Linked DNA regions of Homo sapiens: regions 1, 2, 3, 4, 6 and 7 are each linked to region 5. A link is a loop called in an ENCODE intact Hi-C map of the cell type or tissue named here. Cell type or tissue: PC-9. All regions are shown on one strand. Region 1 overlaps RAD51B (RAD51 paralog B). Region 2 overlaps RAD51B (RAD51 paralog B). Region 3 overlaps RAD51B (RAD51 paralog B). Region 4 overlaps RAD51B (RAD51 paralog B). Region 5 has its middle 24 kb from the start of ZFP36L1. Region 6 overlaps RAD51B (RAD51 paralog B). Region 7 overlaps RAD51B (RAD51 paralog B).

Region 1 (4,000 bases), 980 kb after region 5:
ATCTAGAAATAATTTTAAACTTACAGGAAAATGGTATTAATAAAAACAGAAGGCCAGGCGCAGTAGCTCACACCTGTAATCCCAACACGTTGGGAGGCCAGGGCAGAAAGGATCACTTGAGGTCAGGAGTTCAAGACCAGTCTGGGCAACATAGCAAGCCCTCATCTCTACAAAACATTTTAAAAAATTAGCCAGGCATGGTGGTGCACACCTGTAGTCCTAGCTACTTGGGAGGCTGAGGAAGGAGGATCATTTCAGCCCAGGAGTTTGAAGCTGCAGTGAGCTATGGTTGTGCCACTGCACTCCAGCCTAGGTGACACAGCTAGACCATGTATCTTTTTTTTTAATTTAAAATAAAAATAAATTAAAAATAAATAAAAACAATACAGAATATATATATGCATTCTTTTCCCACATCCACCCACCGTTAACATTTTGCCCAATTTACTTTATCGTTTTGCTAGCTCTCTCTTACCTCCACATGTGTGTATGTGCATGCGCATGTATGATACACAGTATGAAATCAGTATGTCAATCTACGCTCCCATTTTTATTGCAGCACTATTCACAGTACCCAAGAGATGGAATCAACCTAAGTGTCCATCAGCAGACAAATGGATAAATATGTGGTACATACATGCAATGGAGTACTATTTCAGCCATAAAAAAGAATGAGATTCTGTCATCTCTAACAACATGGATGGAACTCAAGGTCATTATGTTGAGTAAAATGTCAGACACAGAAAGACAAACCTTGCATGTTCTCACTCACATGTAGAAGCTAAAAAAATTGATCTCATAGAAGTGGAGAGTAGAATAGTGGTTATTAGAGGCTGAGATGGTTAGAGGGAGACAGCCAAAGGTTGGTTAGCAGTTACAAAATTATAGCAAGACAGGAGGAATAAGTCTTAGTTTTCTATAGCACCTTAGGTAAACTATAATTTACAACAATTTATTATATATTTTCAAATAGCTAGAAGAGGGGCTTTTGGATGTTCCGAACACACACAAAAAATGATAAATGCTTGAAGTGATGGATATGCCAATTACCTGATTTGATCATTATACATTGCACACACATATCAGAATATCACACTGTACCCCATAAATATATACAATTATTGTATCAATTAAAAATTGTAATAAAAGCAAAAAAAACTCTGTTTGAGGATAATTTGATATACTCCCTGTACTCAGTTGAAAAACAAAAAACAAAAAAGATTGAAGAAGCTACCTGTAGCTAGAACAGAAAGGAGAGAATTTGCCCCTACTAAGGAGTCAAAGTATTTATATTCCTATTCCAAGTCAGCCAATTAGATAACAACAAAACACCTAAAAGGCTTGTAACTTCTGTTTGGATTTTAAAAAATAATTAATAAAAGCTAAGTGAAAAAGTATTAAAAATTATTCTAAAACTTAAAAAGTAAAAAGAATTTCCCAGTTAATCTTCCTTAAGTTCAATGTTTTTGCTATTTAAATAAGTAAGTTTATGACTGTGGATCACACTGTAATAAACCTTGTTTAAGCAAGTGGAACTTCAGCCCAAAAAGTTTATGTAAAATCATGTGATTCTGGCACCACCTGGTGGCAGTATATTCCAAAAGAAGAGGATGTGTGTGTGTGTGCGTGTGTGTGTGTGTATGTGTGTGTGTGCATTTTTATTAATAACTAATTCACGCATTTATTTACCAACTATTTAATAGGCATCTGCTAGGTGTTGCTCATATAAATCTTTAAATCTCTCTTGGAAGACAGGAAATAAAATATAGTATCTAAAACAGGGTCCCTATCTCCAAGGAAAAAAAATCCACAGTTAAATTATGACTATCAGAATGTAAGAAAATAATCTGTTCTTGTTTAGAAGTTTCCTGAAAGTATTTATGCCCCTAGAACTTTCAAGCAAGAAGTCCTCAGGAGTGTATTGATAAACATTGTCTATGAAGTCACCACATTGTAAGCAGTTTTCAAGGAAAATAACTGCAGTGGTTTTAAAATGTCCTCAAATTCCTGACACTTCTTCCTCCAAAAGGTTGGCCAGGTGTAGTGGCTCACACCTGTAATCCCAGCACTTTGGGAGGCCCAGGTGGGTGGATCACCTGAGGCCAGGAGTTTGAGACCAGCCTGGACAACATGGTGAAACCCCATCTCTAGTAAAAATACAAAAAATTAGCCAGGCATGGTGATACATGCCTGCAATCCCAGCTACTCACTTGAACCTGGGAGGCAGAGGTTGCAGTAAGCCAAGATTGTGCCACTGCACTTCAGCCTGGGCAACAGAGCAAGACTCTGTCTCAAAAAAAAAAAAAAAAGAGGCTAATTTCCCTTTCCTTAAATGTAGGCTTGACTTAATGACTCACTTCTAATGACGAAAAGTGGCAGAAGTAGTGGTGTGTAACTTCCAAAGCTAGGTTGCCAAAGATATCACCACTTCCATCTTGCCTTCTTCAAGACCACTCACCTGGGGGAAGTCAGCCATCATGTCATAAGACTCAAGAAGCCTGTGGAGAGCCTACCTGGTGAGGCACTGTGGCCTCCTGCCAACCACCAGCACCCATTTGCCAGTCATGTAAGTGGGCCCCTCAGAAACAGATCCTACAGCCCCTACCAAGCTTCAGATGACTGCATCCCTCACCAACAATGCTGAGCTAAGCCACTCACAAAGAAACTAAGAAATAACCAAAGTTTATTGTTTTAAGCCACTTAGTTTTGGGATAATTTGTTATCCAACAGTATTAACTAATCCAATAACCTATCACTTCCTAAAAGAAATTTTATCTATAACAGAAAGTAAAAACAGCTCACTTTAGTTTAATACTATAATTTTTCCATATGTTAATAAAATTTCAAATTGTCCTTCCTAATTTATAAGGAGTGATCCTTTTTTAATTCCCCCAATTGTTTCATAATATTATTTCATAATATTTACCACTTTCTTTTTTTTGAGACAGGGTCTTGCTCTGTCACCCAGGCTGGAATGCAGTGGTGTGACCATGGCTCACTCTAGCCTTGACCTCCCTGGCTCAAGGTCAGCCTCCTGAGTAGCTAGGACCATAAGCATGCACCACCACATATGGCTAAATGGTTTCTGGGTTTTTTTTATTTTTTTTTTGGTAAAGACAGGGTCTTGCCTTGTTGCTCAAAGTGCTGGGATTACAGGCATGATATAATCATATATATAAAATATATAATGTTATTTATGTGCATACATATTACATATATGACATATGTGTATATATTACATATATGTGACGTGTGTACATATAAATGTATGTATGCATGTATGTATATATAACATATATGTATGCATTATATATATAACACATATATAAACACACCCAGCAATATTTATCACTTTCTAAGTTAACTCAATGAAACAGCAACCTAAGTAGATTTTAATCAGTCAGCAAGGATTTTGTTTTTAACACCTCTGTTTGCAGAACAACCACACTAAGTACTGAGTGGAGAACCATATCCTTGAAGTACTTATAATTTAATTCAGATTACCGTTCCAGAAATAATTTATGTTTTTTAACTAAACTTTTTCCCTAGCTCTGAAGGTTATAGGTCAATGGAAGAAGGTACGAAAAATTTTTCCTTTACCTCTGTGAGGGATCCACAAGCCACACCACCATGCAGGGCTTCGTCCAAAGCAGAAAGGGTAGTAGATAAGAATGCTGGTGAGAAATCAGCAGACCTTTGTGCTTTTATCCCATAAGCCTAAACAAGAAAATGATTAAGTTTTTTTTCAACCTCTATATATATTCAAAAACATAAACCAACTTTAATTCTCTAAATTTTAGCAATTTTAACCCTAATCCATCCTTTTCCCTTCTATTATTTATTTGTTCAACAAATATTTACTCTGTGCCAGGGACTGTGCTAGATTATGGGGATATGACATAACAGAAAGAGAGAGACGTTGCCCTCACAGTCTTATGAAGTCAACCAGGGACTATGAAATTAGGACTAGAAACCAGGCAATTACAACACAATTAATAAG
Region 2 (4,000 bases), 350 kb after region 5:
CTAGCAATGGGCAGCACTGAGCATAAGCTTAAAGAAATGGCTTAATCCAAGGATCTTACCTTGAAGAACCAGGCCTTCCTCCTTGATGGTGTAGACAAATGAGGTGAAGGGAGCCAGAGGGGACTTGGCAATAAGAATCTGCACATAAAGCACATTTTTCTAGGGTTAGTCAAAGGATCAGGGATGGGCCTCTATTCACTCCCCTTCCCACTTTGAGACAAAGTGGTAACATAGGACTGTAAGTCACAAGGCTTATTTAAAAAAAAAAAAACCATTTTATAACCCAATGTTTAAATGAGTGTTATCCTTTCAAAGTGGTCACCTTAAAAGGCTGTATGCTTATTCCAACTATTCTGTCATCAAATGCCATATTCTTGAATCAATTCTTCTAGAAATAAGTCTCATTATTTTATAACACATGCTTAAATAGCTACCTTTCTGCCCAAAAATAAACCTAGCTTGATTCTCTAATTTTATTTATAAACTTAGCTGTTTTACTAAAAAAATTCAAAGCTACCTTTAAAAGATTTACTATCACTGCAAATATTCAAAATAACTTGCGAAAGGCAAAGCAATTGAAGGTTTCTTTGTTGGCCCTGGTCCTTCACCAAACCCTCTACTACGTGACTACATTTTCTATTACTTAAGGTGTAGAGCATTTCCCATGGCCCTTGATTGTGGGTTTGGGCATATGACTTGCCAGGTGGCATGACATAGGTTGTGCCAGTTCCCAGCCGAGGCCTCAAAAAGCCTCAAGTATTTCTAGTTGTTCTCTTAACGTTTGTGCCATTGTCAGAGAAAAATATGTCCATGCTAGTCTGCTATCTCAGAAGAAGGGCAATAGATACCTGAAACAGAGTTGGCCAGGAAGGCTCAGGCTAAAGAGTTGACCCCTAGAGACCCACAGATACACAAGTTAAATATCACTGTGTGCCTCTGAGATTTTGGTAGTGGAGTCATGAAGCATTAGTGCGTGCAGCAAGAGTTAACTGATATACCAGCCAAAATATCAAAAAATGTTTTCAGCAATGGCATTTTCCTAAGACAACACTTATTTTAAAGGAGATGGTTATTTGATCATTTAAAAAAATCAGTATCATTAAGCCATTATCACATCTCATATGGTTCTACAGAACCTCTAATAATTAGTAGATTATTTTATTATAGTATTTCTACTGAAGAAGATTAATTATCAGTTTCCTGTTTTACACATTAAAACATTATCAGAAACAAAGACAGTTTGAACACTGAACCGTGTAGGTAATCAGGGAGGCAAGAGAGAAGGAAGAAACAATTTCAAATGATCAAAAGGCTTATATATAATATCTTGGCCTATCTTAATTCAACAAATATTTGCTGTCAACTATGAGAAGTGGTGGGAAAATGTGATGAAAAGATCACAGGTTTTAGTCATAGGCTTGGAATCTAGCTCTTCCACTGATTGGCTAGGAGCCTATGGCAGAGCCTACAATTTTCCTCTAGCAGCCATTCCCCTTCTTCCCTTTAGTAAATAACTCCCCAAGTTTCCACATTTCTCTGCTTCTTTTGCAAGTAGGTGTGGCTATGTGACCAAGCTTTGACTAGCAGAATGTGAGTACAAATGATAGGTAGAAATTCTGGATTATGTTTTCATAAGAAAACTGCGTGCCCTCCACTTTCTCTTTCGCTCTTCCCAAGGCAGGAACCAGATCCAAGCAAATGGGTGTGGACAACACTCTGGGGATGACAAGGCAGCATGAGAGAGGGAAGCTGGGTGGCTTCAGAGAGCATCAGTGTCTCCCACTCGGGGTCACCAGTCCTCTCAGGGCAGAGCCACTTGGCTCAACCACTGTATTTTGACATCTTTGATGCTACAGTGCAGCCTGAATTCTAACCAAAACTGTGACTCTGGACAACCTAAACTTGTTAAGTCTCAGTTTCCCCACCTGTAAAATGGTGATAAAAACACCTTCCTAAGTGGCATTATTATGAGGATTAAATTAAGTATACAAAATACCTGTCACTGTGTCAAACACAAAATAAGTTCACAATAAATAATAGGAACATTTCCAACTAACCCATCACATATGGTTCCCTTAACCCTCACTCACCAAATAACAATATACTTGGCTCCTACCAGAAGAAAGTCTCCAGTTGAGTTGCAGTAATTTTTACAAATGTTCTAAAGTTATTTAGATACACTAATTCATCATTCTCAGAACCAATGAGAAGAAAGTATAGGTGGGAATTTACACTTTCATGTCAAAAATATCTCATTTGAAAATTAAGGTAGATTGCTTTCTGCCTGAGACAGTTCGGAGATGGTTCAATGTGAATTTATTTATTTATTTATTTATTTATTTATTTATTTATTTATTTTTTTTTTTTTTGAGACAGAGTCTAGCTCTGTCACCCAGGCTGGAGTGCAGTGGCGCAATCTCGGCTCACTGCAAGCTCCACCTCCTGGGTTCACACCATTCTCCTGCCTCAGCCTCCTGAGTAGCTGGGACTACAGGCACCCACCACCACACCCAGCTAATTTTTTATATTTTTAGTGGAGACGGGGTTTTACTGTGTTAGCCAGGATGGTCTCAATCTCCTGACCTCGTGATCCGCCTGCCCTGGCCTCCCAAAGTGCTGGGATTACAGGTGTGAGCCACCACGCCTGGCCCGGTTCAATGTGAATTTTAAGGATATCCCTTAGAAGGGGAATGGCATGGTAGAAGAAAAAACAGTGGTTCTCGATTTTAATGTGGGTTTGCATCACCTATGGGTCCTGTTGACCTACATATTCTGATTCTTTAGGTTTTGAGTGGAGCCTGAGAGAGTCTGCATTTCTAACAGGCTCCCAAGAGACGATGATGCTGTGGTTCATAGACTACATTTTGAGTAGCCAGGTTCTAGGCAATTAGCCTGATTGAAGAGTCTAAGATGGAGAAGCAAGAGATGGGAGATGTGGGGCCAGTTAGGAAGCAACTCCAATAATTCAGTGATGAGATGATAAGGGCCTAAACTATAGCTGTGCCAGAAAGAGTGGTAAAAAAGGAAATGGATAAGATAAACGTAAATCCTTTAGATCAAATAGCAGTAAAAATAAACTAAACATATAAAAAAATCTCAGATCTTTGTTGTCTGTATGTAGCAACTAGACATGAAACCAAAAGGGTGTAAATAGCAATAAATAAAGTATCATGCTATATTTTTAAAAATATTACCCTTTTTATTTTATGCACTGCAGAAACTGAGACCCAGAAAAAAAGAATGTAATATTTCAATGAGACACAAGAATGGCATCTGAGCCTAAGCCTTCCAACTCTGTGGTGCTAACTCCACCTTCTAATAGCCAGTCTATGAGCAAGCCCTGAACCCCAGCCAAAAGGATCTCACACCTGGAGGGACCTCTCTGCCGGAAATCAAAGAGTTCGGACAGGTCACTGATTAATGCACTGTCCTTCTGGAGCAGGATTTATAATGAGTCATCAAAAGGATGATCTGTGTGCAGTCAGAAAAAAGGAAGTGATAAGTTATGTCAGATGAATTCCATTTCCTTTCTTTGGAAAAGAACTTCCAGAGTGATAGATCAGAGGGCTAGCACCAATAAAAAATATCTGATTTCAGCAAAAAATGTGACAAACTCTCTTGATAGCCTTCTGGATAAAGTGAAGATAAGTTGAGCTGGGTGCTAATACCATTAAGTGGACTTGTGAGTGACCAAAAGGTCAGTAGTAACCTGGTGAGGGGCAGCAACCTCTAGTAGAATGTACAGAATTCTAGCTTGGTCTTACTGACTTGAATAAGATTGCTGATGTATTCAATTACACCCATACAACAAATATGAAATCTAGCAGGGAACAGAACTGACAAAAACTGCTCCTCTAATAGAGCTTACATTCTAAAGAAAGATAAGAAGTACAAAATAAATAAAATATGTTATGTTCAATGAGTATATGTGCAATGGATGAAAAGAGCAGATAAAGAATACAGGAAGTGTACTGGATTGGAGGTGGGGGCATCAATTTTG
Region 3 (4,000 bases), 680 kb after region 5:
ACAGATAGTCTTTAATAGCTTTACCAAGCATCATTTAATTCTGGGAATAAGGAAATTAAAGGATGCTTCTGACATAAAAGCACTCAAAATTAACTGGGGAAACCAACATATGAATGGAATGACCCTGAGTCATAAGTCTTGTGATAAAAGGTACTTTGAAAGCACATGGGAGGGGCTGCAGACCAGCCTGGGAAGGTCTAGGAAGGCCAAATGAAGAAGATGACACCTGAGATAAAGGATAAACATGAGTTAGGCAGGTTAAAAGAAAGGAGTCCTACTTTTATTATGCTTTATGTTTTCTTATCTAACATACTCATTTCATAGGAAATTTGATCTATCCCATAAAACTTTCGAAGGAAAAATGACATCATCATTGTTGTGTCGAAATAAGATTAACAAAGAGTACCAAACATACTGAATATCAAAAAACAAAGACTTAAACCAAATAATAATGTTAATGTAATACCCAAACGTCAGAAAACACAGCAACTTTTCAGCGTTGTCACACGAGATTTGTCTACTCATATTTATGTATTACAGAATACTAACTATATGCAGGACATTTTGCTAGTGCTGTAGCAGATGCAATCATGATTAAGCTGGTCTCTCTTGCCAGGGAATTTATCATTTTGCTTTAGTAGTATATTCTTTCCCATGCAGAGAAAAAGCAGCAATTCTCAAAACTTTTAGTCTTGGGTTCCCTTTAAGAATATAAAAATTATTGAAGACCTATAGAGCTTTTACTTGGGAGGATTATATTTACCATATTAGAAATTAAAATAGATGAATTTTAAAGCATTTATTTAATTCATTTAAAACTAACACTAATAAACTCATAACATCTTATCATAAATAACATTTTTATGAGAATGACTAGATTTTCTAAAACAAAAAATGTTCATGAGAAGAGTGGCACTGTTCTGCATTCCTGCAAGTTTCTTCAATGTCTGACTTAATAAATGACAGCTAGATGGTGACTCTTGGCACAGTAACAAGGGTGACCCTATGCTCAACTTGCTTCGACAGTCCCGGTTTATTGCTGTTATCTCAGAGTAATTATTAATAGAGCCCCTTTACTTTCAAAAATATCCTAGTTTTGATGATAAATTATATGGTCACCTTGACAATACCCAGTTCAGAGTTTGAACTATAGAATGCCACTTTGCCCGGTTGTTTCAAATTGATTGGAATATAACCTATAGATTGAGTGCTATCAATTAACCAGATTTGCCTAACCTCTAGACTAATAAAACACTAGTCAAAACCTGGCACATTAATTCACACCATCACCAGAAATTGAGACAACTCAGTAAGACAAGAGACTTCTTTGAAAAAGTATGAAATCTACCAGACCTAACTCTGTGAGCATGGCAGGGGGTATGAAGAGGACTGCAAAAGAAATGCTGTAAATTCTGATTAGTGAACCTTGAAAGTGACGTGAATTTGGCTTTGCATCCCAAGTGGCAGAGAAACCTCAGCAGTTATCCAGCACTTTTAGAGAGTAGGGTAAAATTATAAGAACATTTTTATGAGTTGTGGCTGGCAAGCCCTGGCCTGTTAAAACTCTTTAAAAACCAATGCCTTGGTGGAGGTAACATTTACTGTTTACTGTAGCTGTGGTTGTTAGGGGTTATTGCTAAGGTCCTGGTTTTCCATGACATCAGCAGCATTCCAAGGGAAGTGTGTGTCAGTGACTTTCAGTAATGACTCCCTTTTCCAAACGTTCAAATCTTCTGCCAAGCTGCCCTACACCTGCACACCAGCTGAGTTGCAGGAAAAGGAAAAGCAAGATGGATTAAGTGGGATTTTTGTCTGGGCTCCTTAATGAGACTAAAGGCTTTTCTTCCTTCAGTGTTTGGTCTTGTGTAATAAATTGATGCCAACTCCTTTAGGAGTGACATGACTCATCCTTAACTTTTTATAAACTGATCTGATTATCTGTCATGACCTCTCTCTGTCATATTCTGGAATCGCCTTTTGAGAGTTTTCTTCTGTAGAAAAAGTTTAGGGCTTAATGAGACGATCAGCATGGCATGCCAACCCTCTGGCAGGGTTTCTCAGGGAGGCACCTGCTGCTCCCCAAATTAGCAGGAAGCAGAAGCAGTGAGGAGACATTACTGTGTGGCTGCTTCAAGGGTCACCTGGCTTTCAACGTTTCAAACCAGATGTGTTCTCTCAAGATGGCAGCAGCAGACCTCATTCTAGAGCCTGTCCTCGCCAAAAACAGGGATCTGGTTAACCTTATCTGAGGGTGCCTAGTGCCCACTCAAAAAGCCTGTGACTACTATCAGGGCCAGTGCCAATTGTACACTTTTATGAGACCTTTTTCCAAAGGCTTAAAGTGTTTTACCAATATTAACTCATCAGGAGTCATGGCAACCCTCGAGTAGAAAACTGGCAAATATTGGTTCAGGTGGGAGAAATTGTGGGATGGGATTGAGAAGAATCAAGTACTCTGCTAAGAGTGAGGCAGTGGGAGTGCTCCCATGCCCCACACTGCCACCCCTTAGGTAATTTATCCCTTTCAGGGCTTCTTCCAGTTCTGCCTAGGCTAGATGAACCTGCTTTTTTTTTTGTCTCAATCAAAGGGTTTTGAAAAATAAGCACTGCTGTTAATAAGGCAAAGCCTGAAGCTGTCAAAGGAAAACAAGAACAATTTTATACAAAGACACAAAGAACTGTCCTCTTAAGAGTTTTGATAAAAGAATGATTTATGTATGCAGTATCTGCTTCTATGACTGACACAAAGTACAAGGTTCAATCTTTCTGTACCTCAACTTTCTCATCTATACAAGCCAAAAAAAAAAAACCATTTAGAATATCTCCAGAGATGTTTTGAAATTTTAGTAATAAATGTTTTGAATTGCACAGAGATCTTTGAAGGAGGATCTCTGAAGTGTTGAAAAGTGCCCTGTCTTATAGTATGTTATAGTTCTAGAGGAAAGTCCTTTAATTACTGGTATATATGTTAGGAAATAAGGATAAATTCATGCGGTTTCAAGTGATTTTTAAAAATAAAAGCTGCTATAATTACAAAAAAAAATCATCTTTATCTTGCAGAAACATTTTTTTAAAAGTGGTAGAGGCAGGTTCTTCCATAGTATATGGCATCCACAGATAACACACTAATAAAGATGGCTACTTTTCCCAATTTCTCTTTGACTTCATCAAAAAGGAATTAAACATGAAAAAATACTAAAAGAACCATTCTCATTCAATCATAGATTGAATGAAGATAGAAAAGCACAGCTCTTAGGTTCAACTACTGAGTTAAGCTATAAAAGTCTGTTCAGTGTAAGCTCACATTGAGTTTTGAGCCTTAATTTCCTTGACTATTTTTTAAAAAGATAATTTTACAATTATACCTTGTTAGCAAAAGATTGGGCCAATTAGGAAATAAGTCTTTCAATAGACTTCCTGGTGTGCAGAATTAACAAAGTTATCCCTGACTAAATTCCACAAATCATTTTCATAAATAAATACATAAATTAGGGAGCAGAGAGAGAGACAGATACAGAGAAAGACAGAAAAGTTTTTATCCAAAATGCTTAAAACCCAAGAAAAGAGAATTTTTTTTTAAGTTTCTTTTCTCCTTGAAGAGAAAAGATTTAATGAGTTACTAATCCCCTCAGTAAAGTTCTTTGGTAATTGCCCTATTTTAAGCCACACTCATTTTGCTAGGAGCCTTTGCTGTTAAAAGATGTTGTTTTATTATGTGAAACTACACACAAAAGCAATGTAACAAAACGGTAAAATGTACTTCTGATTTTGTTATGCTACCAACCTATACTTACCCAGAAATTTTAACTGCCAAATGTCTTTTATTTAATGCAGACTTCATCTTTCACCACCCACCCATTACCACATGAAGTAACAACATCATTAGGAGTGGAAAACTCTGGGAATAACAACCTGAGCCCTGGAAAAAAAAAATACTAAATGGGAATCTGCCTGCAGCTCTGCAGATTTTCAAGCTTGTCCTGGCTTCTTGGGTCTGTAA
Region 4 (4,000 bases), 930 kb after region 5:
TAACAAAGAAGAACACTGAAAAAGTTACTCCACATAATTCTAACCTATAAAGACTTTTTTCACTTAGAAGCTGAAACATAAAAGATAAAACATAAACCTTCAACGCATTACTAAAAAATCAAAATCTAAAGCAGCATACCTTTGTAGAACTTCATCACAGGTGAGTTCCCGATAAAGATGAACTTTACTACTTGTCAAAAGTAACTTTTCTTCAGTGTTAAAATATCTGGGAAAACGGGATTCTGCTATTTCAACCAGTCTGTGGGTGAAAAAAATAGCACAAACGAAAACAGTCAATTCTACTTAAAGCCACATTGCTGAATCTCTAATTAATTTTACTTGAGAAACTCCTAAGCCTTATCAATAGAGCAGGTATAAGCAAAATGGCTTAATATACAGATTTAGAATTAAGCTCTCTTTTGTAAGCACTAACAGAGGTTAGCAGTCAGAGCATGCAACCAGCAAGGGCTGTTGGATCTCATCTAATCTTGAGCAAACAACAATGTCTCTTGAGATTTATCTTTCTGGGATTAAATATGTTTTTTGTAAGTGATATTTAGAGTAGCAGCTATAAGATATGTTTACTAAATAAGAATGCTTTCATTTTCTTGAATGAAATAAGTATATTTGAACAAATATGGTATATTGTATTATAATAGATATCAGTAAGTCTTCATGTCTCATTCCAGAAAAATACACTTTCTCAATTGAAACAATTCATGCAAATTAATGCTATGCAATAATTCCTTTAAATTATGGCCCAAATAAATTAATGTTCCAATACTTTCTTAGTAAACAAAACATGATTTTCTAAACACTGAATTCTGGCCTCAAAGCCAGTTTAATACATGCAGTAGGCCAAACACAAGAGAGTGACAAGTTAAAATGCCATCATTCATATTATAAGATATGGAAAGCATTACTAGAAATTTCTCATATTTATGGTTAAAAATGTTAAAAATATAAGTCTTTGAGTTTAACCATCTCATTTCATTTTAAATGTTTTGAGTTTAACCATCACATTTCATTTTAAATGAAATGACATTTTATCAGCCCTAGTACTTAGCCATCCCAGGGGAACTGGGAGGAGAGGCTGTAAACTCAAAAAGCATCCTATATTTTGTTTTCCATTTAGAGACTCAAAAGTACAAAAGAACAGTGTTTTCATTTCTAAATAGTTAGAGTTCTGAGAAGAAGCTGGGAACTTTAAAAACATAACCAAAACAAGTCCTTACATTTGCTATGATCAGAAATAAAAGAGAAAAGCCCAAAACAGGAAAAGAGAAGAGAGAACTTCAACAACTGTTTTTAAGTGTATTTTTGAACAATTTGAAAAGAAAAATATACATAGCTAAGTTGAACAGGAAGAGGAAAAAATACTTCATGAATAAGGAATAGTACCAAAAGAGGTGTGAAGAGTGAGAATAAAATGGATCAAATAACCATCCAGGAAAAGAGCTTAAGAGAGGCACAGGGATTGAAATGGAAGAAGGAAATGAGGTAAGGGAGGAAATCAAGAAATGAGATGGCATTGGCACAGGCAGAGCAGCCAAATCCTGAGGGTTTGGGGGAAAAGTGTAAATTTTTGATTAGGGAAACTATTTGCTGAGTTTAGTGCTGGTCAGAGAAGTCAGCTAAAAATCTCTGGCACTTAGAACCTACCAGTTTTTAACAGGATAGGTCTGGCAACATCTTCTAGAAACATGGAAATTTTTCAAAATTTGAATGCCCAGTTGATTAGGAACCAGATTGAGAGTACCTAGCTCATTAGCAACAAGAACTGAACAGCTGACAATTTTCTGGATTTCCACTAGTGGCTTCAGTAATGAAAGGCTCTGGAACTTACTGCTGCTTTGCCATTGCTGAAGGCCTCACAAAAGGAATGGTGGTCAATGGATAGACATGAACAACCTTTGTTCACAGTTACCATGCTAAATAACTGTATTAAATGGATCATTTACACACCAATATGCTGTAATTTTGTTTCTCTAAATGTTTTTTATTTTATAATAAACATCTAAAAATATATAAATCAAAAACCAAATATAAATGCAATATTCGACATGCCTCACATTCATCCTAGTAACTTCTTGTGACAATCTTCATTGCAAAGATCTTTTTTGTTTAGGGCAAAAAACAGAAAATAACCTATCATTTGCTCCCAGACATTAATTACATAAAGTTTGAAAATAATGCCATCTAGTGGATATCTGTTTATAAAAAGCATTCTTTTCAAAATGAGCACTAAGATCCATTCATTCAACAAATATTTATTGAGGACCTACTATATGCCAGGCACTGTTCTGGGTGCTGAGAATATGGCAATGAACAACCACCACTACCAAAAGAAAAAGAAAAGCCCTTACCTCATAGGGTTTAAATTCTACTGAGGAAGACAAACAAATAAATATATATTATATATGAGGTAATAAGGCTGTAGAGGAAAATGAAGCAGGATGAGAGAATAGAATGTGACAGGTGGGGCTAGCGCTATTTTATATTTTATGTCAGGTGAACTGACAAAGCCTTATTAATAAGGTGACATTTGAGCAAAAGCTTAAAAGAGATAAGAAAATGAACCATGTGGATACCCAGTGAAACAGCACACAAGAATAGAGAATTATAACAAGTGCAAAAGCTTACATGTGGAAAGATGCCTGGTGTGTCTGAGAAACAACAAAGAGACTAAAGTATCTGGAACACAGAGAGTAAGAGGGAGAATAAAAGAAAACAAAGAGCTAGCCAAGGCCAAGATCACATAAGACCTTTAGGTCTGTGGTTTTTGTTTTTTTTTTTTTTGCTAAAGTGGTATTTTTTTTTTTTAGCTTTTATTTAGCAAAATAGGAAGCCTAGAAGCAGGAACAACATGATCTGACTTCTTTTTTTAAAAGGACTGCTCTAACTGCCCAATGGAGAAGAGGCTTGGGCAAGAATGAAAGCAAGGAGATCAGCTAGCACAGATAAGAGCTGGTAGTGACCAGTTAAGAGCTGGTAGTGACCTCACCCAGGGAAGTAACAGGTCAAGTGATGAGAAGTAACTAGACTCAAGATATAGTTCAAAAGAGGAGCTGAAAGAATTTCTTGGCCGGGCACGGTGGCTCACGCCTGCAATCCCAGCACCCTGGGAGGCCAAGGCAGGCGGATCACCTGAGGTCAGGAGTTCAAGACCAGCCTGGCCAACATGGCAAAACCCCGTCTCTACTAAAAATACAAAAATTAGCCAGGTGTGGTGACGGGCGCCTGTAATCCCAGCTACTCGGGAGGCTGAAGCAAGAGAATCGCTTGAATCTGGGAGATGGAGGTTGCAGTGAGCCAAGATCACGCCACTGCACTCAGCCTAGGCAACAGAGTGAGGCTCCGTCTCAAAAAAAAAAAGAAAGAATTTCTTGACTAATTGGGTGAGTGTCTAGAAGAATGGAATCACAACTTTATTGAAGCAGAAAAGACAAGATTCACATAAAGGTTTTGGTTATTGGTGTTATTTGCATGTTTTATTTCCTTCATGGGGGAAACAAAAATGCAGTTTTGGACATATCAGGAAATCCATGTATGTAAACCTATCCAAGTTCCATGTCATTACGCAAATGAATATGAATCTGAAGTTCATGGGAAAGCTCAGAATTCAGATATCAATAGGAGTTACAGCCTATAAAAGATTTTAAAGATCATAAGACCAGATGATATTAGGGATTGAGTACAGATATAGAAGAGAAAAGGTCCTAGGACTGAGTTCTGGGATTCCCCAAAGCCTAGAAGTTAAAATGATGAGGAGGATCCAGCAAAAGGGACTGAGAGGAGGAGGTGACCAAGAAGGTAGGTGTAAAAGAAGAGAGAATAGTTCCAAGAAGCCAAGTGGGCTGGGCATGGTGGCTCATGCCTATAATCCCAACACTTTAGGAGGCCAAGGCAGGAGGATCTCTTGAGCCCAGAAGTTTAAGACCAACCAGGGCAACATACCAAAACCTTATCTGTACTAAAAATTAAAAAATTAGCTGGGCAT
Region 5 (4,000 bases):
TATGTGTGCAGAGCAGTAGGGCCGTAGGACTACATAAATATATGTGTGCAGAGCAGTAGGGGTGTCATGCGTTAACAACTGTGATGGAGCCCTACTCCTTGCTGGCATGGGACCAGTACTTCTGCACATGACCTCATGGAGTGGATGGGAAGCCTCTAGTGTGCTGCCTGGCACGGATCAAGCACTTGCTAAGTGGTAGCTATTATCAGTAATCTTCAGAACAGCCCAGTGAGGTAGGTACCATGCTATTCCCATTTCTCAGATGAGGAAACAGGCTCAGAGAAGTTAAACCACTTACTGGCTATCACAGAGTCAGGAATAGAGTTGGATTGATTTGATTGATTCTAAAGCTGCACATAGTTTTTCAGCTGCTCCCCGCTCCCTTCCCCTAACCTGGAGTCTGTTAACGACAAAGGCCTTGCTTTGCATAATGCTAGGGTCATGGGGTCATTGGGCAGGGCTGTTCTCGTCCATCTCTCCAACAGTGCACTGGTGGGCTAGGCATGGATCAGAAACCCTTGGAGATCATCTAACACAACTCATCCGCACCCCACATTTTTCAGATGTGAAAACGGGACAGAAGGGACTGAGCAAGGTAACAGGATTAATGGGATGATACCTCCTTGTCAGCACAAGGGATAAAGTGGCAGTGGTTGGTGGTCATCCTGGCCCCTGCCATCAAGCTGGCATTGATACAAAGTAAGAATCATTAGAACACTAGAATTCCTGGCTGCCATTTGTCAGCCTGGCCCACCTGCAATGAGTGACCCCAGGGATGTTTGGGTGGGGTGGGGGTGCACACAGCAGGCTGGAGCTGAGACTGGGGCGGGGAGGGTGTACTCCACCTACCTGCCCTCCAGGGTGCTTGGCGCCTCCTAGGGCAGGCTGGCCTCTTTGTGCCATGCCCCACAGAGCATTGCAGTGATCCTAGTGCAGAGCACATAGTAGGTGCTTAAAAATGCTCATTGGAGAAACAGCTGGATCCTGGACTGCAGGAGGGAGGAGATGGCACACTGAGGGCATTGATGGGTAGATGGTAACATCATGTCTGTTCATCATTACTCAGCAGACCTGGTTCCATCAGATGTGACTGCCCTTCAGGCCTTACAGAAGGTACCTACATAAATCTGCTCAGGCAAAGAGAAGTTTGTGGGCTGTGGGCACCTGGCTGGGGTTCCTCAAGGTGGAGCATTCTTCTTGGCACTGACGGGGGTAGCTAAGATCTGAGCATGCAGGCAGGCCCTCTTCTCCCCTGGATGCTGCCCTTCTGAGGAGGCAGCTCTGTGGGTACCAGAGGCATGGGCCTAGGAGGCTGTGACCCCCTGCCTGGCCCCCTACCAGTCTCTGCTTCTACAGACAGGGTCTGCATCTTACCTGCTCCTCCTGCCAGTTCCAGTCCCCTCCCCATTCCCCTCAGGACCTCATCCCTCCTCCTGGCCTCAGCTTAAGGGTTTCCTCAGAGAGGTCTTCCTCAAGAACCTTCCCATCCCAAATCTAAATGAGTGCCCCATTTATATATGTTCTCTGAGCACCTGATTCTTTTCCTTCATAGGAATTTGAAAGTCTTTTCAAATGGAATCTTATATTTCTTTCTAGGTGATTTGTTGAAACAAGTCTGTCTCCTCCGTTAGACTAAGCTCCGCGAGGGGTGAGAAAGTTGTTCCGTCCACTCGTCCTCCGGGGCTAGCAGGACATATTCTGTATTAAATGAGTAGATGACAGAAACCCCGTGAGAGAAAGAGTGAGCCGAGCCAGTGGTTCTCTAAGTGTGGCTCCAGGACCAGCGGACCAGCAGCTCAGCATCGCCTGAGGATTTGTTAGAAATGCAAATTCTCTGACTTGGTTGGGGGACCCAGCAATCCGGGTTTGAAAGAACTGTCCAAGGGGGGATTCCTGTGCACACTGAAGTTTGAGAACCACCGAAGGCGGCAAATCCCCTGCTGTTGGGTGAGTGTGCACTGTGGCAGCTTTGGTGACCTGTAAGAGGAACCATGGATGAGCAAACCCCACCTTCAAATGTAGCAAAGGGCAGAGAGAGGGTGGACACGTCACCCAGACCCCCAAAAGGGGCCCAGACGTGTTGTTCGGCGAGCTGGCCACTGGAGGGCAGTGTGGCCACGTCCATCGTGCTGCCTCCGAGGGCTTCCGGGGGAGAGCGGCCGCGGGAGGACGGGAACGAAGCCGTAGCGAGAACCTCGCCCCACGCCGCAGCCTCCTGCAGCAGCGTCGGCTCGCCGGCCCCTTGCGTTCCGAGCCGCCCAGGGAGCTCAGCCGCCGCAGCCCCGGCCCCTGTGTCTCCCCTCGCGGGCCGGGCCTGGTGTGCACGTCTGGATGGCCTCGGGCCTGGAAGGTTTGCGAGGCCCCGGGAGCCGCAGACCGCGCCGGGGAGGAGATCCCGGCAGGCCGGCCGGGGCAGAGCGCCAAGGAGGGCGGCGGAACCTTGGCTGTTTCCCGGGAGGCCAAGGGCAGCCTTCCCGCGTGATCCGCGCGCTGCCGAGCGCGTCGGCCATCTTGGCGGCCTCGCCCGGGCCCCGCGCCCGGCCCGGCTTGGTTCTCGCTCGCGGCTGAGCAGACGCCGGGGTGGCGACGGGAGAGCCCGACCGCGAAGCTCGGCCGCAGGAGTGCGTGGGCGTCGCAGAAGCCCAGGAGAGCCCTGGACCTTGGTAGCTTCCCGGGGGTGCTGGGAAACGCCACCCCAGTAGCCGCCAGGAAGGCAGGCCTGAGCCTCCGAGCCTCAAGTGAATTGGATGGTGCCAGTCGCCCTTCTTCTTTTTGCCCCATATTCAAAGAGCGGGAAGTCAGAGGGCGTTAAAGTAGGTCACAGCGGTCAGCAGGTTTTTGTGGGGCAGGCAAGTGGCAGGGTCCAAGGCCAGGCGTAGTATCTGGTTGCCTAAGATGCTTGGGCAACTCCTTCACCGGGCACACCAATCTCCGAGCCAGAGGTCAGGGACTGGCCCCGCGGAGCTGGCTGCAGGCGGCCGATGCATTCCAGTCCCTGACCACCATGGGGACTTGAGGTGCCATTCTGAGGAGCCCCAGGCCCCACCACGCCTGTTGCCTCTGTCTAGAGTAGTTCACACATGGATGCTGTCTCTCTGGTACTTGGGTGTTTCTCAGGTTCCAGAACATCCGTTCATCTTACCAGTCCTTCAAGGTTCAGCTTAAAGATCAGCTCCACCAGGAAGCCTTCCTGGATTTCCCCTCTTAGTTTCCAACAGAATCCGTCTCTTCCGTTCTCTGCCCACCTTGAGTAGCAGTAGCTTCAGCTGTAGACTCTCCTGTTTTTCCCTTACAGTCTTTGTTGCTGCATCCTCTTTCACTGAATTGTTGATGTGAGACCCTAGACTCTCTTGTTTTTTCGTTACAGTCTTTGTTGCTGCATCCTCTCTCACTGAATTGTTGAATTGTGAGACCCTGTGAGGGTCGGCACCCTGTGATACTGGCCAGGAAAGGGTTGTTGCAAGGGGATCATGGGATTGTTGAATGGGTTTTGATCTGGATTTTGATGTTGGAAATCAAGTTCCCAAATGTTTTCAACCTTGGGTAAAGGAACATGTAATGGTGTTTTTTAAGGCTGTCATGGAATCCTTTTGTGTGTTTAATTGCTTTGTTATTTTAGTAGAAATGTCAGGGTGTCAGAGGAACAAAAGCCATGGGTCTGAGCCCAAGCAAGAAGACAAACCACTGAGCCCGTGCTGGGTGCTTCCTCTGCGTGGCCTCAGGGTCAGGGCCTGTCAGATGGAATGGCAGGCTGCGGGTCCAGCCCCAAGGTCCAACCAAGGAAGCTCCTGGGGCCTTGGCCGAGCTTGAGGCTGTGATTTCAGACTCCTCGCTGGTCTAGGTCGGTATTTCAGAGGAGGCAAAAGAGAAAGTGCCTTCACAGCCTTGGAGAAGACTGGGAGCTAAAGGAGACATCCTTGCTTTTTCCTTTTAAAATAATAAGCCAAATGTTCTCCCATGAAGGACTCCAGAAAACCCCGTTCATGCCTCACCCACAGAT
Region 6 (4,000 bases), 870 kb after region 5:
GAGTTCCAAAACTCTATTTTGGGATTTTCAAATCCCAAATTCACTCCACATCTCAAGATTACAGTTCTTAAAAGGAACCCAAACAGCCCTTCCTCTAAGATGCCTATTTGAGAAGACAGTTATCTTTCCACAATCCTGAACTGGAGTGACTTTTGAACACCCCTTTTGATAAAGTCTAGTTACAACCACTTTTAACCTTTTAAGGGTTATGAAACTCACTGAGAAATTTGTGCAGACTATGGACTTTCTTCCCAGAATAATTCTAAGTACATACACATAAAATTTTATATAATTTTAGACATTCCATACACTTACTGAAACCCAATCATGGACCTCAATTTAAAACTCTTGGTCTGGGCTGGGCATGGTAGCTCATGCCTGTAATCCCAGCACTTTGGGAGGCTGAGGCGGGTGGATCAACTGAGGTCAGGAGTTCGAAACCAGCCTGGCCAACATGACGAAACCCCATCTCTACTAAAAATACAAAAATTAGCTGGGCGTGGTGGCGTGTGCCTGTAATCCCAGCTACTCGGGAGGCTGAGGCACGAGAATCGCTTGAACCCGGGAGGAGAGATTGCGCCACTGCACTCCAGTCTGGGCGACAAAGCAACACTTCGTCACAAAAAACAAACAAACAAAAAACAACTCTTGGTCTGTTTTCTCACCAATCACATACCCATAAATATCATGAGAACTTGGTATTGTGTGAAAATAATAAAGTGAAGCTTTCTGAAGAAAAATCAATTCAAAGATTTTTGACAATTAATGTCCCAAGATGAAAGGGGTACTTGGCAATTTGGGGTATCACTAAGCTGGCTGTACTCTAAAAGATCTCACCAAATGGCACTAGAGAAGCCAATTAGAAGTTAACATGGTCTTAGGCTGTACACAAACCACATTAATCTCTCAGACTTCCACTGCTAACTAACACCTTCTTGCTTTAGATATTTTAATACCATTTAATCAGTGGAAAATTTTGACATTATAGTATAGCCAGATTTTCCTTACTCTTCCTGATTCTTATCTAGAAGACAGTTTAGTTACTCATTGTAGCCAAAGGAGGTCTTGCCTTTCCCTTGGCTACAGGGAGTACAACTAAAACAAATATTTTAATACAGTAATATATTCAAGGTAGGTATGATTCTTACTTTCTTTTTGGTGAAAGGGCTCTCTGGCTTATCCAACAATCACAATGATTCAAATTCATCTTCATGACCCACTCTCAATCCAGCAGATTTCAAAAAATGTCTGTGGGGTATCTAATAACTGTAAGGTCCATAAGGGCAGGGTCCAGGTCAGCTTTGGACACTATAGTATTTCCAGTGGTTAGCTTGCCTGGCACACAGTAAGTGCTCAAAAAATACAACTTTAATATGCTGGCGAAACTCTTGCAGCAACTACTAGTTCAACCACTAGGTATGTGAGCTTGGCAAGTTACTAAGTATCTCTGATATAGTTTATTTACCTAGAAAAGTGAATAATAAAATTCATACAATTAGTACTAAGATTAAATAAGATCAAGTACATAAACACACTACGGTAGTATCAAAAACACTATGTTACTCTTTAATGTAAACCTGTATTTTTAAGGCCTATTAAAATATAGCTGAATTTTAAAATATGACATTATAGTCATATTGATATGGTTCAAATTAACTTTACAACCACGTTTTTATGAAACAACAAAGGGCCAAAAAAGCTAGGAGCAAAAATATTAAAATACAGAGACAAAGACAGCTAAAACAAACAAACAAAACCCTCATAAATAAGGCAATGTTTTGAAAGAAAATAACTTCCTTATATATTTGTGGCTTAAAACAACTAATACTTTCCAAGTGACAAAGCTGGCACAAACATAGCAACAGGGAGATTTAGTTTTCCTAAAATTATTCTCCAGCTCTGTCAAAAAAAAAAAAAAAAAAAAATCTTTACTTCTTAGAGGCACGTACTCTAAGATGAAATTGTCTTGGTGGTACAAAAGAGCCCATTAAAATGTGCTTTAGTTTTCTTCCCACTCCATGCCCCCACTCCCCCTGGCTGTACTGTTTTCTTTAAAAACTAAGTCCTACAGCGCCATCTACTGTGTCTGTTCAGATCACATCATTTTTGCTGGTTTTATCCCAGAGTGCTGAAGAAATGAGAAATGTAGCAAATTCAGAATCCGTCACTTTATACAATATACTTAGATGTAAATACCTACACTATCTATATCTATACCTATATCTATATCTATATCTCCACCCACATGCTAGTATCTGAGCAACAATTTTACCCGCTTTCTTTCCACTTTCTTCTTAAGTAGGCCCTAACTCATTATAACCCACGTGTCACAATAGGAACCAAAATGTTTACCTCTATACATTAGAGGGGAGAAGTACAGTCATAATAATAACAAACTTTTATTGAGGGCTTACCATATGTCAAATAGTGTTCTGAGTACTTAATCAATATGCCACCATGCAAATAAAAGCAAGCATCTTGAGGAAAAGAGCTATGATTCACTGTTCTTTTAAAATAAATGAATGTCAACTCCAGAGCCAACCGTTAAAAATAACTTAATTAAATAAATGGATGGATGGATGGAGGGATGGGTGGAATAATAGATAGATGGATGGATATAGATGGCCAGCCCACAGCTCCTGTGATAGTGCCTATCGTATTTTTTATCCCACAGGGTCTTTTTCTTTACAAAAATGTAGGCTTTAGTCAGAAAAATTCAACACATTAGGGAAATCTCCAGTTAATTCAAAACCTCCTTCTTCCTCCCTAAGTGTATATTTAGGGAGCATAAAGAAAACATTTTAAAAAGGTCACTTATAAACATGGTTTGTCTCCAATATAATAAAATGTGTATTAGTACAAGCCCTGTAACTTACATATCTAAATAAGTGATGTTTGTGAAATCTATCAACCAAGAACTTAATCTAACACTATTAGTACACAAACATTTTTGCAATTTCTCATTGGTAATGTCCTTTAGAATCACTTTTGAAAGCAATAAAAGAAAATAAGTTTTACTACTTTATATTTCATTTAATATATTTAATATATTTAAATCTATTACTTAGTTTGACCACCCATCTTATTTATCACACTTGGCTTTAAGTGACAGTTGACTGTTTCAAAATTCAAAACAGCCTGCAAAATAAAGACCTGCCACCACAGAAAACTGACAAAAGAACGTACCAAGAAAGGAGCATGCATAAAATGGGTATATAATCTTCTATGACCATTTCGAGAGAAACAACACCTATTTAGATATACTACTGCTGACATTTAAAAAGAAATTCAGACATCATATTTTTAAGTCACTGAACTTTATAATTGCAACTATTCCCATAATAGTTTTCATTTGCTATATGTATAAATGTTCTTTGTCTTAAGTCTTCCTTTCATGAAACTATAGACTCCGTAATCTTCCTTTTGGAAGATTTGGCAGGCTTTGTAACTTCAACGTATTGACGTTACTCCTGCTACTTCACGTAAACCTTCACTTTAAGTTCAGTGTGTCTGCCACCATATTTCTCAATTCTTCTACTATTCCAAATACTCTGAAGAAGCTTCCCAGAAATCCTTGTTTGGATCAGCAAAAACAATTTGGTGTCATCAGCAGATTTCACCATTTCCTTCTGGAGTCATTAAAACACTAAACAAGCATGATCTTGGTATCAATCCTTAGGGTTCCTATCATTAACCTCTCTCTAGCTGAAGTCAAGCTATTCTCTGCTACATTGTGATTTCCATAATAGGACTAGGATATGTTTATTTGTTAGAAGTTTAAACATTGATGGATTTTTTTAATGAAAGTTGCAAAATGCATTACGAAAGTAAAGAGGAAAAAATCTCAAAAGGAAAGTTCAGAGAAATCAGCAAAGAGAAGCAGCTCCTAGTTAGTTGTCTCATCCAAGCACACTGCCTCATATTTAACTGATTCTTAAACCTCTACAGGATTTTAACCTTTCCCCTCCAATTACTTATTTCTGTTATAATTATATGAGAG
Region 7 (4,000 bases), 570 kb after region 5:
ATTAATGCCGGTTGTCCTGGGGCTGTGAGCAGGCCAGGGCAACACCCATAGGCCTGTTCCCAGGGGATTTAGGGGAAGATTTTACCTATTTTGGATATGCTTCTTTTTCTCCTTAAAACAATAATAGCACTACCATTGTGTTGTTCATTTTGGAAACACAAATCCAAAGAATTCTATAATATTTGAAAACATCTACTTAAAGGAATTGATGAAATTGTGATTGTTTCCCTTAAAAGTAAACTGTATAGCTTGATATCTCAGGCATTATAGTAAGAAAATTAAGCTTCTTGACTCAGAAACAAATATAGAAACAAGCCATGACTCATTTTTACCATCATTCTATTCCAGAAACTTAAAAGCATAGCCTGCATAGTGAAGATCCACATAAAAATGCAGGCACATTTGCTGCAGTGCTAAGAGCAGAAGATATCAATTAATTAGAGAAGTGTAAAAATAAAGACAGGACGAATGAGGGGGACTGGTAGGGAGACAGGAAGAAGGAGTGACAAACAACAGCAAAAATATCTTAAATAAATAATTCAGAATGGATGCTAAATACAAAAGTGGGAGCCAAGCCAGACTAAAGTTCAGATGCATCTAGGGTTACTTTGTGCAACACATTTATTCACTAAAGCGCCAAAGCAGCTATTAGAGGAAACAATAAAGAGGCCCTCTCCCCTGGAAATTTGAGTCCTGCTTTGGAATTTTTATGACATTTCTTCCTTAACAAACAAGAAGGTCTCACCACCTTCCCCTGGCTTCAAAGCCTCACTATGGCGGTGGCCTGAGATTAATATCCTTGGTCTGATTTATATATGTTGTTTGAGGTATTTTCAAAAGTCATGTAGTTTATGAAAGAATTGCAGCTCTAGCAGGCAAACAAATAAACAAGACCCCCATATCTCTAACCTACAGGATTGCCCTGATTACCATGACTCACTTGGTCATTTCAACAATGCCCTTTCATGTCACCAGGGCTGTGTGTGCAAAATTAGGACACTACCTGGACCTCCAGCTAAACACTAAAAAATACTCTAGGATTCCCAGTCGGAAAGTGGTGAGGGTGTGATGTAAGTATGTGTGTAAAACTATAGTCCAGTTGGTTTTTGTTTTATATAACAAGTGGGTTCCTGAAAAGTCAAGATTTAAGTACTTTTTTTTGTAGATTAAAACATTTACAATTCACATCAGAAGCTCACTATTTAATGAAATCCGATTGTGGTTCCAGTTACAAAGAACGCTTTTGTAATTAAAATACAACCTTTTTGTTTGATCGATTTTATACATTCAGACTTGGTTTTACAGGAGTTTCTTAATGTAGGGTATACTTAGAGTATTATTACTAGTTGGTAAGTATTGTTTTGTTTTAATGCTATTCTTTTCTTTTTCAGCAAAAATCCAAAGAAGTATTTCCGCAGCCCAAGTTCATACTCTTCACAACATGAAAGACAGAACTTGCTCTGCTTTATTTAGCTTAGTGTGTCCTGTGGCATGTGAGGCATCCAGGGTAGCAGACACCAGCAAATTGCTAGGAAGAAACTGAGAGGCAATGACCCACCGACTGCACGGCAGTATTTCCAAACCGGTGACAGAGCTGAACCAGGATCAGACTGCTCTTTAAAAACACCTGTTCTGTAAACCTGAGTTAGTGAGGGCAGCATCTTCCAACTGACTCAGCCCAGCCACTGCTGCCCCTCTGCCAGAGGGCCTGGTGCCATTCGGGCAAGGACTCAGGTGCCTTACCCCCAGACCCTTCATGACCCACTGCCACACAAAGGCGAGGGTGCCAGCACCAATGGGCACATCCATCCCAATCTGCCATTTCAAAGCAGCTGCCTGCAGGCTGTGTCCGCCCTCTGCTAGCAGAGTGCAATGGGGCAGAGAAATTAAAATCCAGGGGAGCTGGGGAAAAAAGAAAGATGGAAATCTTAAAGACAGTATCTTGGAAGCATACGTTTTAGAATCACTGCAGCCAGTTCCCTGTCAAGAAAATATTGGCCTTGTTGGTTGGTCCAATCTCATGTAGCCACAGATGGTTTTATGCCTCACTATTCAGATACCCACTCCCCAGAGTAGTGAGAAACAAAGGATGTGGTGCTTTGTGGTGTAGTTATTCTGCCACCTAGTGTTACATGTAAAAACAAACAAATAAATTAAAAAAAAAAGGCTATGTTAGAAGAGTAAAAGTAGAATCATGAACTTCACTAAACTGCATTTTTTTTTTCTTTCCAAACATGAAGATCCTTCACATACAGTGGCAGCCTGGGGAGGCATTGCCAACAATTACAACAGCCCTTCTCATTTGAATTGAATGGAAGGCCAAAGAGCATGAGGTCTGAAGTTTAGGATGTGAAGGAGAAAAGAACATAACCTCAAAAACCCAATTTTAATGATATTTAAAAGGCCTATTCCCTCCAGGTAAGGTAAATACCATGAATACAATAATACAAACTGGAACTGGACAAGGAAAGTACAGTTTCTGTCCTGAAGAAGAGAGGAAAGAGTAAACAGAAAAAATGTGGATTGCTTTTTAAAGTATTATTACTTCTGCAACTAACGCATTATGAAGTAATAAAATGAGCTATGGGCTTGGGGTGAAGGTCTGAGTGTGAGTCCCAATTCAGTAGCTTCCTCGCTGTGCTGGTGAGTTGTGCAATATCTCTGAGCTTCGATTTGGTGTTCTGGAAAACAGCTGTACACTTACACACACATTCTTCCTCCTTTTACAACACTGTCCTGAGGATCAATTAGAAATGTACATGAAGGCATTTTGTAACTATAAAGCGCTTTGCAGCACCCTGAAGACCATTTCCCTCACTATATTGTTCTCTTTTTGCAGTTATGTCTGCCATTTATATGTATATGGCTTTCTGTATTTAACTTGTCCTGGAGTGCTAGTGATCATTCTTAAATAAGTGCTTTCAGGATTAAAAGAAGTATTAAATAGGAAAATGTGCAAGTATGTCATGCAACATATAAAAAATCCCCCAAATAGACTAATAAAGAATTAGCATTACAGTTTAAAATTAGATTATTCCAAGTGTTTCTCCTTAAAATTATGTTCCGTTGAGAATGATAAGCCATCTTGGTTAGTTGTTTCTACTAAAATTAGTATATTCATGAAAGTTCTTAAAATTACAGGGAATCTGAACTGAACTTTCCTTCTTGTGGGCAGAGCCTTCCATTGTGATAAACCAGGCATCAGGAAATAGTTTTTCATTTCCGTTCCTGCACTAACTAGCTATGTAACTTTAAGCAATTTCAGTTTCCAAATGGGCAAAAAGTAAGAGGTAAACAAAATAACCATGCCTTCCAGTTCTATGATGACAAGTTGTTGTTCTGCTTTTGATAGCAAAATTTAAAGACAATTCAAAATCCGTGATAGACTAGCTATAATGTAATTTTCAGAAATGTCCTACAAGTTACATACATTTTTTTTTTCAAGCTGAAGTTTTATTTAAAATGTAAAAGAAATGTTCCCCCAAAATGCTGGTGAATAAAGCAAAAGGATACCATACAGTGCTCTCTTCCTACGAGTTAGCCAGCCTATCCAAGCACAGGGCAATATACAGTACTTAATGCTGGTAGAATTTCACAGTAGTTTAGTGTTAAAGATTATCTGTGCCTAGATTATGAAGAGATTCTCAGTGTGTGATGTTTAGTTCAGGGTTTACTTCTTACTGGGCATGAACAAGAGCCCCTGCTCTTCAGTCACAGGATAGAAAAGACAGCATTAAGTGAGATGGCCACTGTAGCATGGGTGTGTTTGTGTCCTTTATCAGAACTTAGAGCTGCTCAGAAACCACTGCGGGCTAAAACAAACAGGCTACAAGAAAGTGCGTACCCAGCCACCTACCTGGCCTTTCAAAATTGCAAAGAAAGACTTTACTTCCACTTAGCTCTGAAAACACCCTTTGCTCTTTTTAGTAATATTTTTAACAATGCCAAGAAAAGAACTCTATTTATCCAGATTTCCTCTCTCCTTAGAAATGTCAACATT

Evidence for each region. Hi-C counts contacts between places; a loop is a spot of excess contacts. Peaks named below come from ENCODE experiments on the same cell type or tissue, not always from the same donor. Only the 100,000 strongest peaks of a DNase experiment are listed, where the experiment ranks them.
Region 1: it touches region 5 in a loop (9-fold over the local background); 54 of 110 quality-filtered maps call a loop at or near these places.
Region 2: it touches region 5 in a loop (4-fold over the local background); 3 of 110 quality-filtered maps call a loop at or near these places.
Region 3: it touches region 5 in a loop (17-fold over the local background); 13 of 110 quality-filtered maps call a loop at or near these places.
Region 4: it touches region 5 in a loop (9-fold over the local background); 28 of 110 quality-filtered maps call a loop at or near these places.
Region 6: a loop joins it to region 5, with 14 times the contacts of the local background. A loop is called at or near these places in 102 of 110 quality-filtered maps.
Region 7: a loop joins it to region 5, with 13 times the contacts of the local background. A loop is called at or near these places in 101 of 110 quality-filtered maps.

Annotation. Positions count from the first base shown.
Region 1 is chr14:67,834,797-67,838,796 of GRCh38, reverse strand. It overlaps RAD51B (RAD51 paralog B), which reads right to left. Exons shown (of 11, transcript NM_133510.4): 4 at 3,601-3,717. Among named protein-coding and RNA genes, the nearest start is that of RAD51B, 17 kb to the right of the region's middle. In PC-9, a CTCF peak has its summit at 1,580 (motif pointing left); a DNase peak (open chromatin) is centred at 1,556.
Region 2 is chr14:68,464,310-68,468,309 of GRCh38, reverse strand. It overlaps RAD51B (RAD51 paralog B), which reads right to left. Exons shown (of 11, transcript NM_133510.4): 10 at 60-138. Among named protein-coding and RNA genes, the nearest start is that of RAD51B-AS1, 220 kb to the left of the region's middle. In PC-9, no CTCF peak of the experiment used is centred here; DNase peaks (open chromatin) are centred at 1,509 and 3,369; H3K4me3 peaks cover 543 bases; H3K27ac peaks cover 4,000 bases.
Region 3 is chr14:68,138,078-68,142,077 of GRCh38, reverse strand. The region is part of intron 7 of RAD51B (RAD51 paralog B); the gene reads right to left. All of the region lies in intron 2 of LOC105370546 (a long non-coding RNA gene), which reads left to right. Among named protein-coding and RNA genes, the nearest start is that of RAD51B, 320 kb to the right of the region's middle. RefSeq lists an enhancer at 3,444-4,000. In PC-9, no CTCF peak of the experiment used is centred here; DNase peaks (open chromatin) are centred at 237 and 1,697; H3K27ac peaks cover 3,467 bases.
Region 4 is chr14:67,882,128-67,886,127 of GRCh38, reverse strand. RAD51B (RAD51 paralog B) reads right to left here. Exons shown (of 11, transcript NM_133510.4): 6 at 140-259. Among named protein-coding and RNA genes, the nearest start is that of RAD51B, 64 kb to the right of the region's middle. In PC-9, a CTCF peak has its summit at 2,183 (motif pointing left); a DNase peak (open chromatin) is centred at 2,217.
Region 5 is chr14:68,814,965-68,818,964 of GRCh38, reverse strand. No RefSeq gene overlaps it. Among named protein-coding and RNA genes, the nearest start is that of ZFP36L1, 24 kb to the right of the region's middle. RefSeq lists enhancers at 1,858-1,907, 2,008-2,057, 1,932-2,671, 2,688-2,917, 2,998-3,217 and 1 more and a silencer at 2,158-2,547. In PC-9, CTCF peaks have their summits at 1,875 and 2,082 (motif pointing right); a DNase peak (open chromatin) is centred at 2,174; H3K4me3 peaks cover 925 bases; H3K27ac peaks cover 1,156 bases.
Region 6 is chr14:67,942,127-67,946,126 of GRCh38, reverse strand. All of the region lies in intron 7 of RAD51B (RAD51 paralog B), which reads right to left. Among named protein-coding and RNA genes, the nearest start is that of RAD51B, 120 kb to the right of the region's middle. In PC-9, CTCF peaks have their summits at 1,885 and 2,084 (motif pointing left); a DNase peak (open chromatin) is centred at 1,946; H3K27ac peaks cover 1,869 bases.
Region 7 is chr14:68,246,700-68,250,699 of GRCh38, reverse strand. All of the region lies in intron 7 of RAD51B (RAD51 paralog B), which reads right to left. Among named protein-coding and RNA genes, the nearest start is that of RAD51B, 430 kb to the right of the region's middle. In PC-9, CTCF peaks have their summits at 1,880 and 2,083 (motif pointing left); DNase peaks (open chromatin) are centred at 679 and 2,079; H3K27ac peaks cover 2,983 bases.